Linked DNA regions of Homo sapiens: region 2 is linked to region 1. The links are chromatin loops, found by intact Hi-C in ENCODE. Cell type or tissue: endothelial cell of umbilical vein. All regions are shown on one strand. Region 1 has its middle 30 kb from the start of NKX2-5. Region 2 overlaps ATP6V0E1 (ATPase H+ transporting V0 subunit e1).

The links. A loop is a pair of places that touch in the nucleus more often than their neighbours do. Peaks named below come from ENCODE experiments on the same cell type or tissue, not always from the same donor. Only the 100,000 strongest peaks of a DNase experiment are listed, where the experiment ranks them.
Region 2: a loop joins it to region 1, with 19 times the contacts of the local background. A loop is called at or near these places in 2 of 110 quality-filtered maps.

Annotation. Positions count from the first base shown.
Region 1 is chr5:173,201,019-173,209,018 of GRCh38, reverse strand. No RefSeq gene overlaps it. Among named protein-coding and RNA genes, the nearest start is that of NKX2-5, 30 kb to the left of the region's middle. RefSeq lists a silencer at 1,952-2,131. In endothelial cell of umbilical vein, a CTCF peak has its summit at 4,566 (motif pointing right); no DNase peak of the experiment used is centred here; H3K27me3 peaks cover 645 bases.
Region 2 is chr5:173,006,038-173,014,037 of GRCh38, reverse strand. All of the region lies in intron 2 of ATP6V0E1 (ATPase H+ transporting V0 subunit e1), which reads right to left. Among named protein-coding and RNA genes, the nearest start is that of SNORA74B, 11 kb to the left of the region's middle. RefSeq lists an enhancer at 3,788-3,867 and a silencer at 3,718-4,012. In endothelial cell of umbilical vein, a CTCF peak has its summit at 3,304 (motif pointing left); a DNase peak (open chromatin) is centred at 3,317; H3K27ac peaks cover 204 bases.

The DNA of each region.
Region 1 (8,000 bases):
GCAAACAAGATCCCTGCCATCATGAATCTTAGGTTCTGGTAGGGGGACAGATAATCAACAAATTAACAAATATATAAAATGAGACCATTGGAAATATTAGAGTAATCAGTACTGAGAAGAGAATTCAGCTAGCGGATGTGATAGAGGGGACTCTGTGAGGGCCACTTAGACCAAATGGTCTGGCAAAGCCACTCTCTGGAGGTGACATTTGAGTTAATTCCTGAATGTTCAGATGGAGCAGCTGGAGGAAGATCTGAGAAGAGAGTTTAAGACAGAGGGAGCAGCTCGTGCAAAGGCCCTGAGGTGAGAATGGCCTTAGCATGTTCAAGAAATAAGAAGTGTCGTTGGAGTGAGCACTCGGGTGGTTGGTGGGTGGGGGAGAATGTGACATGAGTCGGAGAGGTCAGCCTTGTAGCCTGGGCAGATTTCCACTCCCCCGCATGGTGCTTACATCCATGCACACACTTCCCTGCCCCTTGACTTTGGGCTCGCCCATGGGACTTGCTTTGATGCATGAGATGTAGCAAGTACGACCCAGGCAGAGATGTGACATTTGCTTTCACAGTGGAACTTGCTCTCTCGGGCTTCTGCCATTACCATGGGAGGAGCTGCCCTGCCAACCCCACCAGTCCAAGGAGGATGAAGACACCAGGAGCAGGCCTGGACCCAGCCCAGCCAACACCAGCCAAAAAAAAATCCAGCCAACCCAAAGATGTGCAAAAGAGAAAAACTGATGGTTGTCAACCACTGGATTGAGGGGATGATTTGTTTCCCAGCATTATTCTGGATATTGTCAGCTGATACAAAGTCATGGGAGGAAGCTGAGATTTTCTTTCAAGGGGAATGAAAAGCCAACGACACAAATGCTGCCTTTGATGGCCTTTGCCCAAGTGTCTCCATAGCAGATGTGGTGGTCAGGAAAACAGTTCATACTGTATTTGTTCTTCTGTGGGGCGGAGGCACATGACATGATTCACTTTCCCACTGTGGCTGATTACCAGCTTGCCTGATTCTGATGAGACAGAACACACACACACATATGCACACACGCGTATGCATGTTTTTTGTTTTTGTTTTTGTTTGAGATGGAGTCTTGCTCTGTCACCCAGGCTGAGGTGCAATGGCACAATCTCGGCTCACTGCAAGCTCCACCTCCCGGGTTCACTCCATTCTCCTGCCTCAGCCTCCCAAGTAGCTTGGACCACAGGCACCCGACACCACGTCCGGTTAATTTTTTGCATTTTTAGTAAAGACGGGGTTTCACCATGTTAGCCAGGATGGTCTCGATCTCCTGACCTCGTGATCTGCCTGCCTCAGCCTCCCAAAGTGCTGGGATTACAGGCATGAGCCACCACACCCAGCCCAGACTGATCTTTTCAAAACCAGAAATCTGGCACCATCCCTCCCCTCCACCAGGGCCTCTAGGCTTTCTTGTTTCTTGCAGGGGACTCTGAACTCTTTCTTTGGGCAACAAGGCCCTCCGGAGCCCCATCTCCCACTCCTGGTCACCAGCTCCAGCTGCACCCGCCTTTCCTCAGCTACTTCCTGCAGATCTCCCCCTTCTGCTCACACCTGGCCTGTGTCTCCTCCTCCTCCATCAGGACTCAGCCTAAATGCTGCTCCTCAGAGAAGATCTTCCCAAGCCTGAGTCAAAATTGGATCCTTCCAAGTCCTTTTATTTATTTTTCATTTATTTATTGAGACGGGGTGTCGCTTTGTCACCAAGGCTGGAGTGCAGTGGCACAATCACAGCTCATTGCAGCCTTGACATCCCGGGCTCGGGTGATCCTCCCAACTCAGCCTCTCCAGTAACTACAGGCATATGCCACCACGCCTGGCTAATTCTTTTATTTTATTTTTTGTAGAGACAGGGTTTCACCTTGCTGTCTAGCCTGGTCTCAAACTCCTAGGCTCAAGCAATATGCCCACCTCAGCTTCCCAAAGTGCTGGGATTACAGGCGTGAGCCACCAAGGCTTCTACTCTTTTACTCACCAAGCCCGGATGCCCAAGTCTTTTAGTTGAGCCGCACATTCTAGCTTGCTACTACACACTTGCAGGTGCCTTGCTTTCCTGTCTCCTTTCTAGAAGGTAAGCACCATGAAGGCAGAGACGATGCAATCACAGTCGATGCCTACTTAGCAGTTACCAAGTGTCAGACTGCACCTGCTGCCCCTGCACCAGGACATTTAAACCTCAGGACAACCCTACAGACAAACACTATCGTTCTCTTCATTTTCCAGACAAGGTCCACAGTCTTAGTCAACAAGACACAGAAATTAAGGAGCAGAGCTAAGACTGAACTCAGGCAGGCTGCATTCAGAGCCGAGACTTTTATCCAGAGGACTCACCTGCCTCTATTTGGTCCACCACTGCCTGGCACACAGTAGGTGCTCAGTAAATACATAGCAAATGAAAGGATGTTCTCTAGAGGGGCAGTCACAGGGTTAAGAATTTGGTGTCCCTGATGGGAAGGGTAATGATGCTGGAAGAGCACAGCCGCATCATTGAAATAAAACACAAATGAAAATCAAAAGATAACAACATCCAACTATTTGGGCTGTCTATGGCCCAATTGCCCACCTGTTCCCTGTGCCGCCCTGTCCCCATTAAGTGAAAAGCTCTAGGAGTTTCATCTGGTTAGAGCTGAAACCAAGTCCTTAATAGTGTTTACAGATGAGGATAGAGCCACCTGGAGCAGGAGGGCTTTCAACCTGACAGTTTCCCCGCAAGGAAATGAACGCGCTGGTCCTGCAGGAATCATCTTCAAAGCCAGACAACCTGGCTTAAGCACAGCATTTAGAAGAAACGAATCACGCCCCCAACTCCCACCAACCAGATGGCTGGGCTGTCTTTCTCTTGTGGAATGAGGGGCCTGCTTCACACAGCTGTCCAAGCTGTGGGCTGAAATGAAGATGCTGGAATTCCTCCCCTCTGCCCTTTCATCCTGCAGCCTTCTGGGGCCTGTGGTCCTGAGTCAGATGTGGGTTGAGCCACTGGGGCTGTGGCAGGTGAGGCCCTGCCAGCAATTAGCCCCCAGGCCCAGACACTTGCTCCTTTTTATGTTCCTAATCTTTTTACCAGAAACAGGAGAGGTTTCGTCCTGAGCTGTGCAAGTGAGGAGCGTCACCCTCTGAGAGGGCACTGGATGCCACACGCTTTCGATGTCAAGGTCCCTTTTGAAAATGGCCCTACTCTGTACCAACAAGTTCCAGAGACACCACCAGGCTACTAAAGAAAATGAAGAGCATGAACAGTGCACTCCTAGACACAGGTGAAGAAAGAATTGCGACCACAAAAGAAAAAAATAGATAAGTTGAACTCTTAAAATTAAAAACTTTTGTGCATCAAAGGACACTATAAGCAATGAAAAGGCAACCATAAAATGGAAGACAATACTTGCAAATCGTGTATCTGACAAGGGAGTGATATGCAGAATATATGAAGTACTCCTACAACTCAACAACAATTTCTTTTTTTTTTTTTTTTTTTGAGACAGAGTCTCACTCTGTTGCCCAGGCTGGAGTGCAGTGGCGCAATCTCGGCTCACTGCAAGCTCTGCCTCCCGGATTCAGGCCGTTCTCCTGCCTCAGCCTCCCGAGTAGCTGGGATTACAGGCGCCCGCCACCACGCCCGGCTAATTTTTTGTATTTTTAGTAGAGATGGGGTTTCACCGTGTTAGCCAGGATGGTCTCGATTTCCTGACCTCGTGATCCACCCGCCTCAGCCTCCCAAAGTGCTGGGATTACAGACGTGAGCCACCATGCCTGGCCAACAACAATTTCTTAAAAACTGATTTTAAAATGGGCAAACGACTTGAATAGACATTTCTCCACAGAGGATATACAAATGGCCAGTGAGCATATGGAAAGATGGTCAGCATTACTAGTCATTAGGATAACGCAAATCCAAACCACAACGAGGTTCCATTCTATGCCCATTAGAATGGCTACTATCAAAAGAAAGAGAGAAGGCAAACAAGCAGGGAAAGAAAGAAAAAGAAGAAAGAGGAAAGAGAGAGACGAAGGAAGGAAGGAAGGAGGGAGGGAAGGAGGGAAGGAAGGAAGGGAGGAAGGAAGGAAGGAAGGAAGGATGGAAGGAGGGAAGGAAGGATGGAAGGAAGGGAGGGAGGAAGGGAGGGAGGGAGGGATGGAAGGAGGGAAGGAAGGAACGAAGGAAGGAAGGAATTAAAAAAAGAAGAAGAAGAAGCAAAAGTTGGGCATGGTGGTGCATGCCTACAGACCCAGCTACTGGGGAGGTTGAGGTGGGAGGATCACTTGAGGCCAGAAGTTTGAGACCAGCTTGGGCAACACAGGAAAAAAAAAAAGTTAAAGGAAAGAAAGAAAGAAAACGCTGGCTAGATGTGGAGAAATCGGAACCCTGGTCCCTTGCTGCTGGTAATGTAAAATGGTGTGGCTGTTGTAGAAAAAGTTATGACAATTCCTCAAAAAAAAATGACATACAATTGCCATAAGATCCAGCAATTCCGCTTCTAGGTATATACCCCAAAAAAGTGAAAGCAGAGTGGATATTTGTGCACCAAGATTAACAGCAGCATTATTCACAATAGCCAAAAGGTGGCAGCAAACCAAGTGTCCACTGACAGATGAATAGGTAAATAAAATGCAGAATGTGCATACAATGGAATATTATTCAGCCATAAAAAGGAAGGAGGTTTTTTGGGTTTTTTGTTTTGTTTTGTTTGTTTGCTTTTGAGAAAGGGTCTCATTCTGTTGCCCGGGCTGGAGTGCAGTGGTGTGATCACGGCTCACTGCAGCCTCAACCTCCCAGTCTCAAGCAATCCTCCCACCTCAGCCTCCTGAGTAGGTGAGACTACAGGTGCACACCTCCACACCTGGCGAATTTTCTGCTTATTTTTTATAGAGATGAGGTCTCACTATGTTGCCTAGGCTGGTCAGAATTTTTTTAAGACTTGTCAAGTGAAGCAGTGGGAGTGGAGGAGAAAAAAAGAACTCTGTAACTGGTGGTGATTGGAAGGAAAAAATTTTTAATGCTTTCTTCCTGAACAAATAGCTCAGATTGAAATGGAAGAAAATGTTAACATGTTAAAATATAGACAAACCTTGAGGACATTATGCTAAATAAAATAAGCCAGTCGCAAAAAGATAAATACCCATAGGATTCCACTCATATGAGGTACGCGGAGTAGTTCAATTCATGTAGACACGAAATTGAATGGTGACTTCCAGGGGCTGGAGGGAGGAGGGATTGGGGGGTAATAGGTGTACAGCTTCCATTTAGAAAGATGAAAAACTTCTGGATATGGCTGGTGGGTGCATGCCAACTGATGGTTGCATGACAGTATGAATGTACTTCAAGAACTGAATGCCACAGGATGGCACGCTCGAAAATAGTTAAAACGAGAAATGTTATGGTATATATATTTTATAGAAAGAAGGAAGGAAGAGAAAGAGAAAGAAAGAGAGAGAAAGAAAGAGAAAAAGAAAAGAAAAGAAAGAAAAAGAAAGAAAGAAAGAAAGGAAAGAAAGAAAGAAAGAAAGAAAAAGAAAGAAAGAAAGAAAGAAAGAAAGAAAGAAAGAAAGAAAGAAAGAAAGAAAGAAAGAGGGAGGAGGGGGAGGGGAGGGGAGGGCTCTGCCCGTTCCCATTTCCTATAGGTGGAGGGTTTTCCTCACAGGGATGGAGTCCCCTGCAGTTCTAGGTTTTGCATGGGACCGAGTGGACCCTCAGCGCCTCACTCCTCAATGGCTATAGGGTAGCCCTCGGGCTGCAGGTGAGAGGTGGGCAGCCTGGGCGCAAGGCCCGCTCATAGGTTGTGCTTGTGTGCACTTGGACAGTGCTCACAGAGGGGTGCTCCCTGCAGCAGCGGCTGGGGTGGTCTGAAGACGGGTGAGGCATACGGGACGTCTGCTCTACATGCACATCACCTGTGTCCACTTTCAACCTCCCACGCCTTTGATATTAGATCTGTTGTTGTGTTTATCTTATTTACAGAGGCTTTGCGGGCAGATGGGGTTAGAACTGCTGGAGAGGAGGGAGAAGGGCCGACAGCAGAAACCAGAGCGTCCTGTGAGATGAAGAAAAGGCCGGGAACCTGTAAGAATTCTTTAGTGTTTGGGAAGCAACTTGATTGGGTCCTAGAAAAATGGGGTCTAGGGGGAGACATAACTAGTTATGGAAAAAAAGATGCTTTCCCCCAGATTCTGAGATTATGAACCTGGACCCAAATGCCAGGCTGCCCTCCAGGCATCCCGGGAACAGCTCTCCCCACTGCTCAACACAGCAAATGGGAGATGTACTTCCCCTGGGGACGAAGTGTCCGCCCCGAGCCAGAGCGGCTTCCTCCCCCAGCCCAGCTTCCCAAAGCGGTTTGCAGTGAGAATCTCCCCAACCTTCGTGTCACCCTGTCCCCAGCAGCCACACACTGACCTGGCCAGTCCCTTGACCTTTTAGGTTTTTATCCTTAAATGAGGATGAAAAGCTTTTTCAGGCAGACTTGTGAGCCACAGGGGACGTGCTGTGTGCAAACATACTGAGCCCATGCCCAGCACATGCAAAGCAGCCAGGGGGAATTAAAAACGTGCTGGTGGAGTTGGAAATCAGAGCTCAAGCCACGCCTATTGTCCCACCGCCACCCTCTCTACCATGTCTACTCACTGCTTATGCTGTTATTTATTTTATATTTTTATTATAATGATGATTTTTTGCCCATGACAAAGCCCTCAGGAAACCCTGAGGACATGTCCCTTTATTTTATAGTTTTCTTTAAGTTCATGTTAATGGACTCACTGCTTTTACTCACCTAATTCTAAACAGTAATATCAGTGAAATCACAGCTTCGATATGCCAGCTTTATTTCCCAAAGGCATTTGAAAAAAAAGTACAAAGCAATTGAAAGTCAAATGTTTTCTGTGAGTCACCTAAAATTCTCTCTTGCAGCCCAGGAGCTTGTGAATCATGCCCTGGGCGTTGCTGCCTTAGTGTAGCTTCCAGCTGTGTGGCCAGGGCCGTAGGTGCCATAAGCCAGGCACATTGCCCTTCAATGACTTTGACTTCTGACCTTGACATAGACAGGCAGGGCAGCTTCCTGGGCAGCGGGTGGGGCCGGCTGTCCCCATATTTGTGCTGTTACAGCCAGCTTTCCCCTCAAGGGATTAAGGCTCAAGAGACACAACTCTCTGCTGGGGCCAGCATCCCTCAACCTTCGAAGCCCGGACCACAGGGCGAGGCTCGGCGCCTTGCGGAGACACTGCCCAGGGTGAACCAGCAAAAGAGGCCAGTCTAGTCATCTCAGCTGCAGCACTGGGTTCTAACCAGTGTGGTCACCATCTCCTGGTTGGGCTCCACTGCCTCCTGCCAGCCCAGACACTGGCTGTCTCTCGCCCTCGCCCTGCAACCCATTCTCCACACTTCGATTTTTTTTTTTTTTTAATTTTTTGGTCTTGCCGAATTAAGCAGAATCTCCACAGTGTTTTGGAAACACAAATCTGTCCCCTTGATGTCCTCATTCAACATTCTATCATGCCTTCCAGTCACTAGACCCAAGGCCATAAACTAGTTTTGTTTGGCCCAGGCAGGGCTAACTTTAAAAAACGAGCACAATGTATGTGATCTTTATGAATATTTATGTCACAGCTGTAAAGATTATACCAGGAGCTCAGAAAATGGCCTCCTGTTCCTCCTCGGCATAGCCAGCAGGGCTCGGGGAGTGGGGCTCTGTGCTGGTCCCAATGGACTTCTCTTTTGTCCTGCATCATCTTGGTTCCAGGTGGCCTGGAGTGCACAGGACTCACACTGCTGTATGGAGCTTCAGACTGTCCGTGGGACCGAGCCTTTCCCTGAGGCCTCTGAGTGGCAGCTCTCTCAACAGCCTCTGAGTTCCTCCCCTATATAAACTGCGAAATTTACAAATCCAGGTCATGAACCTCCTGAGAAATTGGATCCCTGTTCCCATGTGGCAGCAACTAGAGAAGCTCCGTGGCAGCTTGACCTGAGGTATCTTCATCCACTACACCACAGTCCC
Region 2 (8,000 bases), 190 kb after region 1:
AACCTACCACCACACCCAGCTAATTTTTTAATTCTTAGTGGAGATGGGGTTCCACCATGTTGAACATGGTTGGCCAGGCTGGTCTCAAACTCCTAATCTCAGATGATCCACCTGCCTTGGCTTCCCAAAGTGCTGGGATTATAGGCATGAGCCACCATGCATGGCCATATTTTCGCTTTTTAGTAATAGCCATTCTAACTGGAGTGAGATGATATCTCATTGTAGTTTTGAATTGCATTTCCCTAGTGATTAATAATATTGAGCACTGCTGGCCATTTGTAATGTCTTCTTTTGAGAAATATCTAGTCATGTCCTTTGTCCATTTCTCAATAGGATTATTTGTTTAACTGTTAAGTTGTTTGAGGTCCTTATATATTCTGGATCTTAGTCCCCTGTCAGTTGGGTAGTTTGCAAATATTTTCTCCCATTCAACAAGTTGTCTCTTTTTTTTTTTTTTTTTTTTGAGATGGAGTCTGGCTCTGTCGCCCAGGCTGGAGTGCAGTGGCGCAATCTCAGCTCACTGCAAGCTCCGCCTGCCGGGTTCACGCCATTCTCCTGCCTCAGCCTCCGGAGTAGCTGGGACTACAGGCGCCCACCACTACGCCTGGTTAATTTTTTGTATTTTTAGTAGAGACGGGGTTTCACCATGTTAGCCAGGATGGTCTCGATCTCCTGACCTCGTGATTCACCCGCCTCGGCCTCCCAAAGTGCTGGGATTACAGGCGTGAGCCACCGCGCCCGGCCAAGTTGTCTCTTTATTCTATTGTTTCTTTTGCTGTGCAGAGCTTTTTAGTTTAATATAGTCCCATTTGTCTATTTTAGTTTTTGTTGACTGTGCCTTTTTTTCTTTTTTTTAACACAAGTGTCTTGCTCTGTTGCCCAGGCTGGACTGGAGTGGCGCAATCACAGCTCATTGCAGCCTTGATCTCCCAGGCTCCTGGACTTAAGCAATCCTCCTACCTCAGCCGCCTGAGTAGCTTGGACCACAAGCACGTGCCACCAGGCTTGGCTAATTTTTTAAATTTTTTGTAGAGACAGGGTCTCATTATGCTGCCTAAGCTGGTCTCGAATTCCTGGGCTCAACTGATCCTCCCACCTCAACCTCCCAAAGTGCTGGGATTACAGGTGTGAGCCACTACACCCAGCCTGTTGCCTGTGCTTTTGAGGTCTTAGTCATAAAACTTTTGCCTAGACCAATGCTCTGAAGAGTTGTCCCTATGTTTGCTTCTAGCTGTTTTATAATTTCAGGTCTTATGTTTAAATCTTTTCTTTTTTTTTTTTTTGAGATGGAGTTTCACTCATTGCCCAGCCTGGAGTGGAATGGCACGCGATCTCAGCTCATGGCAACCTTCATCTCCCAGGTTCAAGCGATTCTCCTGCCTCAGTCTCTTGAGTAGCTGGGATTACAGGCATGCGCCACCATGCCCAGCTAATTTTTTGTATTTTTAGTAGAGATGGGGTTTCTGCGTATTGGTCAGGCTGGTCTCAAAATCCCGACCTCAGGTGATCTGCCCGCCTTGGCCTCCCAAAGTGCTGGGATTAAAGGCGTGAGCCACCATGCCCGGCCTCGTTTAAATCTTTAACCCATCCTGAGTTGACTTTTGTATATGGTGACAGAAAGGGTTCAATTTCACTCTTCTGTATATGGTTATCAAAGTACACATGCATACACATATGCATGTACACACACACGCACACATCTCACTTAAGAAAAAAAAAACAAGAAACCACAGTTCAAGAAAACTCCAGAGGCCAAGGCGGGCGGATCACCTGAGGTCAGGAGTCCAAGACCAGCCTGGCCAATATGGGGAAACACTATCTCTACTAAAAATATAAAAATCAGCCAGGCACAGTAGCACATGGATGTAGTAGCAGCTACTCGGGAGGCTGAGGCAGGAGAATCACTTGAACCTGGGAGGCAGAGGTTGCAGTGAGCTGAGATCGGGCCACTGCACTCCAGCCTGGGTGACACAGCAAGACTCAAAAAAAAAAAAAAAAATTTACCTAGGAAACAGTCTAGTCTGGTTTATTTGAAATTTCAGAGGAATTTACCCCCCTAACCCGCTGAGCTTTGTGCCTGCCCCTCTGACTACCTCCTGACTTAAAATTTCCCTTTAAAGCTGACAAACACGCAGAGAACTGGAAGGGAAAAAAAATCCACTCTGAATTGATGGAAGTGGGTGGAGGAAGAGATCATATTCCAATGAATCTATTACTTCATGTGTACAAGAAAAGGAACTAAATGTACCTTTCATGTTTGCCCGAACTGTACCGCATGTCTTCATAACCTGAGGGCCAGCCTTAATAACCAATCTGAGATTATTCAAACAATTGAGGCAGCTATGGTGCAATAATGTCTTCAGAGAACTGCAGAGCCGGAATGGATCTGAGATCAAGTCTAAGTTCTGCATTTTAAAGATGAGGAAATTAAGTCCTAGTGAACTTACTAATACCCCACAGCAAATTAGTGAAGGGGGAAGCTGGAAGCGGGGAATCCAGGACTCCTGAGTCCCATTATACTAGGCTGTTTCTATAGGCTATTAAGGATGAAACAGGCCAGGTGCAGTGGCTCATGTCTGTAATTCCAACACTTTGGGAGGCTGAGGCAGGTGGATTGCTTGAGCCTATGAGTTCAAGACCAGCCTGAGCAACATGGCGAGACCCCGTCTCTATAAAAAAAAATTTTTTTTCAATTAGCCAGGCTTGATGGCACATGCCTATAGTCCCAGCTACTCAGGAAGCTGAGGTGGGAGGATCACTGGCCGGAGGTCAAGGCTGCCGTGAGCTATGATCATGCCACTGCACTCTAGCCTGGGCAACAGAGCAAGACCCTGTTTCAAAAAAAAAAAAAAAAAAAAAAAAGATAAATCAGGCAGCCTAGGGATTCATTTATTCCACAATCATTTAGCAGTGCCATGTTCCATGTCAACCTCTGAGGATGCGAAAAGGAGATGGCTGAGGGGCCAACCCAAAGGGACTCATGAGCTGTGAGAAATAAGCCAAGGAGAGTAGTAGAATATGTTTTTGTAGAGATATGCATGGGTGCCTTCATACTATAAACCCTCCCTGGCCACTTCTTAGGAGCTCAGCTCTTGGTTACTAGAACTCTCCCAGCATAAACTATGCCCTCACCACTATACTCAGCTCTCTCAAGCCCTGCTTTGTTCTTCTGTTCCACATTCAGATATAAGAACAGGGAACAAAGGCACAGGTTACTTCCCGGTGACACGCAGATGGAGCAGTCTCAGCTTCCCTACTGGAATGGGGAAGTCTGGCCAGGACCTCTCTTCTGATCCACTGTCCCTCCAGCCAGGGCCATGACAGCAGTGACCTCTGTCGGTGAGCTCCTTAAGAGACAGCAGAAATGCAGGAAAGTGATTTGCCCTAGCGCCACTAAAACGACCTCTCATCTCAACTGAATGATAAAAATACTTTCAAGAGGAGCAACATTATTAGATGCTCCTAGAAAACATGGGATTCGGTATTAGACAGAGTCGGATTTTAATTCCAGCAACACTAAATATCGGTGAACTGAATCCAGGCAAATGTCCTTACAACCCCAAGCCCACTGTCTCCTGTTGTAAAATGGTGATAATAATCCTTGCCTTATAGTATTACAATTTAAAGAGATAATATAAGTAAAGTGCTCTATGCAGTGGCTGACAAATAGATGTTCAATAAACACTGGTTATTTCTTCTCTTTCTCTGTAAGACAGCTAAAAATGTATTCAAGCCACAGAATGAAATACAACCTATTTACTTCACAAAGGAGTTTCTCATGTAGCACTGAGTCATTCTCATCTCCACCTCCTCTCCCGCGACCACCCACTCTATGGCAGGCAGATTTCAATTCTCCCGAGGTTCCCACCACTCAGTATACACACTCTGTATAAAACTCAGTGAATCTGACAGAATAGTCACTCCATGGTTAGATTATATTATCTGATACAGCTGGCTTTAACAAAGTGGCTATCCAGGACAGGCACGGTGGCTCGCGCCTGTAATTCCAGCACTTTGGGAGGCCAAGGCAGGCAGATCACGAGGTCAGGAGTTTGAGACCAGCGTGACCAACATGGTGAAACCCCGTCTCTACTAAAAATACAAAAATTGGCCAGGCGTGGTGGCACGTGCCTGTAATCCCAGCTACTCAGGAGGCTGAGGCAGGAGAATCGCCTGAACCCGGGAGGCAGAGGTTGCAGTGAGCTCAGATTGTGCCACTGCACTCCAGCCTGGGCAACAGAGCAAGACTCCATCTAAAAAAAAAAAAAAAAAGAGGCCAGGCGCAGTGGCTCACGCCTGTAATCCCAGCACTTTGGGAGGCCAAGGTGGGTGGATCACCAGAGGTCAGGAGTTGGGAGACCAGCTTGGCCAACATGGAAAAACTCTGTCTCTACTAAAAATAAAAATTAGCCGGGCGTGGTGGTGCACGCCTGTAATCCCAGCTACTCCGGAGGCTGAGGCACGAGAATCACTTGAACATGGGAGGCAGAGGTTGCAGTGAGCCAAGATTGCACCACTGCACTCCAGCCACCTGGATGATAGAACGAGACTCTGTCTCAAAAAAAAAAAAAAAAAAAAAAAGGGAAGTGGCTATCCTGAGTGAATGTGACCTGTTCAGGGGAATTTTTGTTTTTATCTTTGAGATGAGAATCTTGCTATGTTGCCCAGGGTGGTCTTGAACTCCTGGCCTTTAGCAATCCTCCCATCTCAGTCTCCTGAGTAGCTGAGATTGCAGGCATGAGGTGCCACCACTGGGCATGGCTTCAGGCGAGTTCTTTTATTTTATTTATTTATTTTTTTAATTTGTATTTTTTGAGACAGGCTCGCTCTGTTGCCCAGGCTGGAGCGCAGTGGTGCAATCTTGGCTCACCATAACCTCTGCTTTCCTGGTTCAAGCGATCCTTGTGCCTCAGCCTCCCGAGTAGCTGGGATTACAGGTACATGCCACCATGCCTGGCTGATTTTTCTATTTTTATTAGAGACGAGGTTTCACCATGTTGCCCAGGCTGGTCTCGAACTCCTGGCCTCAAGTGATCTGCCAGCCTTCGCCTCCCAAAGTGCTAGGATTACACGCATGAGTCACCCACCCAGCCCTCAGTTGAGTTTTTTTTTTTTTTTTTTTTTTTTGAGACAGAGTCTTGCTCTGTCACCCAGGCTGGAGTGCAGTGGCCCAATCTCTGCTCACTGCAAGCTCTGCCTCCCGGGTTCATGCCATTCTCCTGCCTCAGCCTCCCAAGTAGCTGGGACTACAGGCGCCCGCCACCACGCCCAGCTAATTTTTTTTGTATTTTTAGTAGAGATGGGGTTTCACCGCATTAGCCAGGATGGTCTCGATCTCCTGACCTCGTGATCCGCCCACCTTGGCCTCCCAAAGTGCTGGGATTACAGGTGTGAGCCACCGCGCCCAGCCCAGTTGAGTTCTTAAAAGGAAAAGGACTCGGCTGGGCACGGTGGCTCACGCCTGTAATCCCAGCACTTTGGGAAGCCAAGGTGGGCAGATCATGAGGTCAAGAGATCAAGACCATGCTGGCAAACATAGTGAAACCCCATCTCTATTAAAACAACAAAAATTAGCTGGGCAGTGTGGCACGCACCTGTAGTCCCAGCTACTAGAGAGGCTGAGGCAGAAGACTTGCTTGAACCCAGGAGGCGGAGCGTTGCAGTGAGCCAAGATTGAGCCACTGCACTCCAGCCTGGTGACAGAGCAAGACTCTGTCTCAAAAAAAAAAAAAAAAGAAAAGAAAAGAAAAAAAAAGGAACAGGACTCTCCCTTACAAAGACATTTGGAGTGTGTGTTTCAGTCACGAATTTATTGCCTCTCAGCTCTGAACATTAGGCAAATGAAGTGCAATTCAATGTGTGCTCTGTGATAAACAAGTGAATTACTTTATTTCTCCTGTAAAGTGAGCACGCTGTTAAGCTTTCTCAGTAGAGGAAGCTGGAGGGACATTTCAGGCGTAGGCCGGAGGTCGCGGAGTGGGTGTGAGAACCTCTGGTGAAGCCTACTATGGCTCGAGGCCAGAACGTGGTACCTCTTTGATCTTGTAGCCTTGGCCTGGCAATAACTTCAGAACCCTCTCCACATGTTAAGCAAAGCCCCTGCCCGGCATACATGCCTTGAAGGCCTCCTGCTCGTATGGGGACAGGGACTCCCACTACATCCATGCCCCCGATGACCTCGCCCCCTGCCTGTACTCCAGAAGAGGCCAATTGCTTGCCCAGAAACTCCAGGCAAACCCTGGTCTGGCCAAACCAACAAACTCCTTTGCTATCTGGTGGGCTCAACCATACTTTGTCTAGTGAGGTCTGAATCCCTTCCAAGTCTGTTCTTTGGTTACTCTCCCTCAGTCCTAGGGAACCAAATATAGTTTCTTTGTATCTTTTAGTAACTCTTTTGCCATAATAATAATTCTGAAATCTCTCTCAACCTATTTTGGTTTACGTGGCTACCTAATCCGCAAAAGAAAAAAATAATTCTTTATCTTCCCCTGCTTAACCGACTGTGGTTTCTATCTCCTTATTGGACTCCAGACTGCTATAGGATGAGATGATTTGACACAAAGGAGATTCTCTTTTCCCGGCTGTGAAAATGGAGGGGCCATATGGCCAGGAATGAAGGTGGCCTCTAGGAGCTGACAGTGGTCCCAACTAATAGCCAGCAAGGAAACTGCCATCTCAGTTCTATAAGCACATAGAACTGAATTCTGACAGCCACGAGAGCTTGGAAGAGGAGGCCAAGCTTCAGATTAGAAGTCATAAACATGACCAGCTGCGGTGGCTCATGCTTGTAATCCCAGCATTTTGGGAGGCCGAGATGGGCAGAATGCTTGAGCTCAGGAGTTCAAGACCAGCCTGGGCAACATGGCGAGACCTCATCTCAATAAAAATAAAAAAAGTCATAAACATGTTTTCCATTAACTTAATGCCAACCTATGGCTATTTCACTACCAAAGGAATATACCCTATTTTTGCCAATTCTAAACTTGAAATACCTTTCCTTTTTTCTCTCCATACTTATTTTCTACACCAGACCTTCCAGCTCAAAGTCTAAAATTCCTCTTATCTGCCAAATTATAAAGGAAACAATTATAAAGTCAGACTAAGAAAAATAAACTTTTCCATATAGCAAGTAATATGCTGGGCCAGCTGCCTAGATTTCCCTTCCCTTCCCCTACAAACAAACATCTCAAATGTATCCATAAGAAATTCAAACAATTCTCAGGCCAAAAAAAACCCCCAAAACCCAAATGAAGGCAGGTACTCAGAGAGGAAGGTGACCATAGGTTGCTTTCTATAGCTTAAATGTATGTAACAAACAACACGGACTTGAGCTTCTGTTTACAGATCTCACAGGGCACAGCAAACAGTGGACAAGGCCCAAGGCCCATCCAGAGTAGAGTGTTTGTTTGTTTGTTTGTTTGTTTGAGATGGAGTCTCACTCTGTCACCCAGGCTGGAGTGCAGTGTCGCCATCTCGGCTCACTGCCTGCGACCTCCGCCTCCCGGGTTCACGCCATTCTCCTGCCTCAGCCTCCCGAGTCGCTGGGACTACAGGCGCCCACCACCACGCCTGGCTAATTTTTTGTATTTTTAGTAGAGACGGAGTTTCACCGTGTTAGCCAGGATGGTCTCGATCTCCTGACCTCATGATCCACCTGCCTCAGCCTCCCAAAGTGCTGGGATTACAGGCGTGAGCCATCGTGCCCGGCCCAGAGTAGAGTTTAATAAAACCTTCACCCCCTCCAAAAACTAGGATCCTAAAGGGTTATATCTTGAATTAAGGATAAATCAATCAGAATTCAAGAGGAAAGAAAGGGAGAAACAGGAAAATCCACAATCATAGCTGGTGATTTTTAGCATCCCTCTTTTCATAATTAAAAGTAGTAGATAAAAAACAAACAAAAAAAAACCACAATAAGGACATAGAAAATTTGAACCATCTTGACCTGATATAGAATACTACAACCAACAACTTCAGAATATAGATTCTTTTCAACTGCA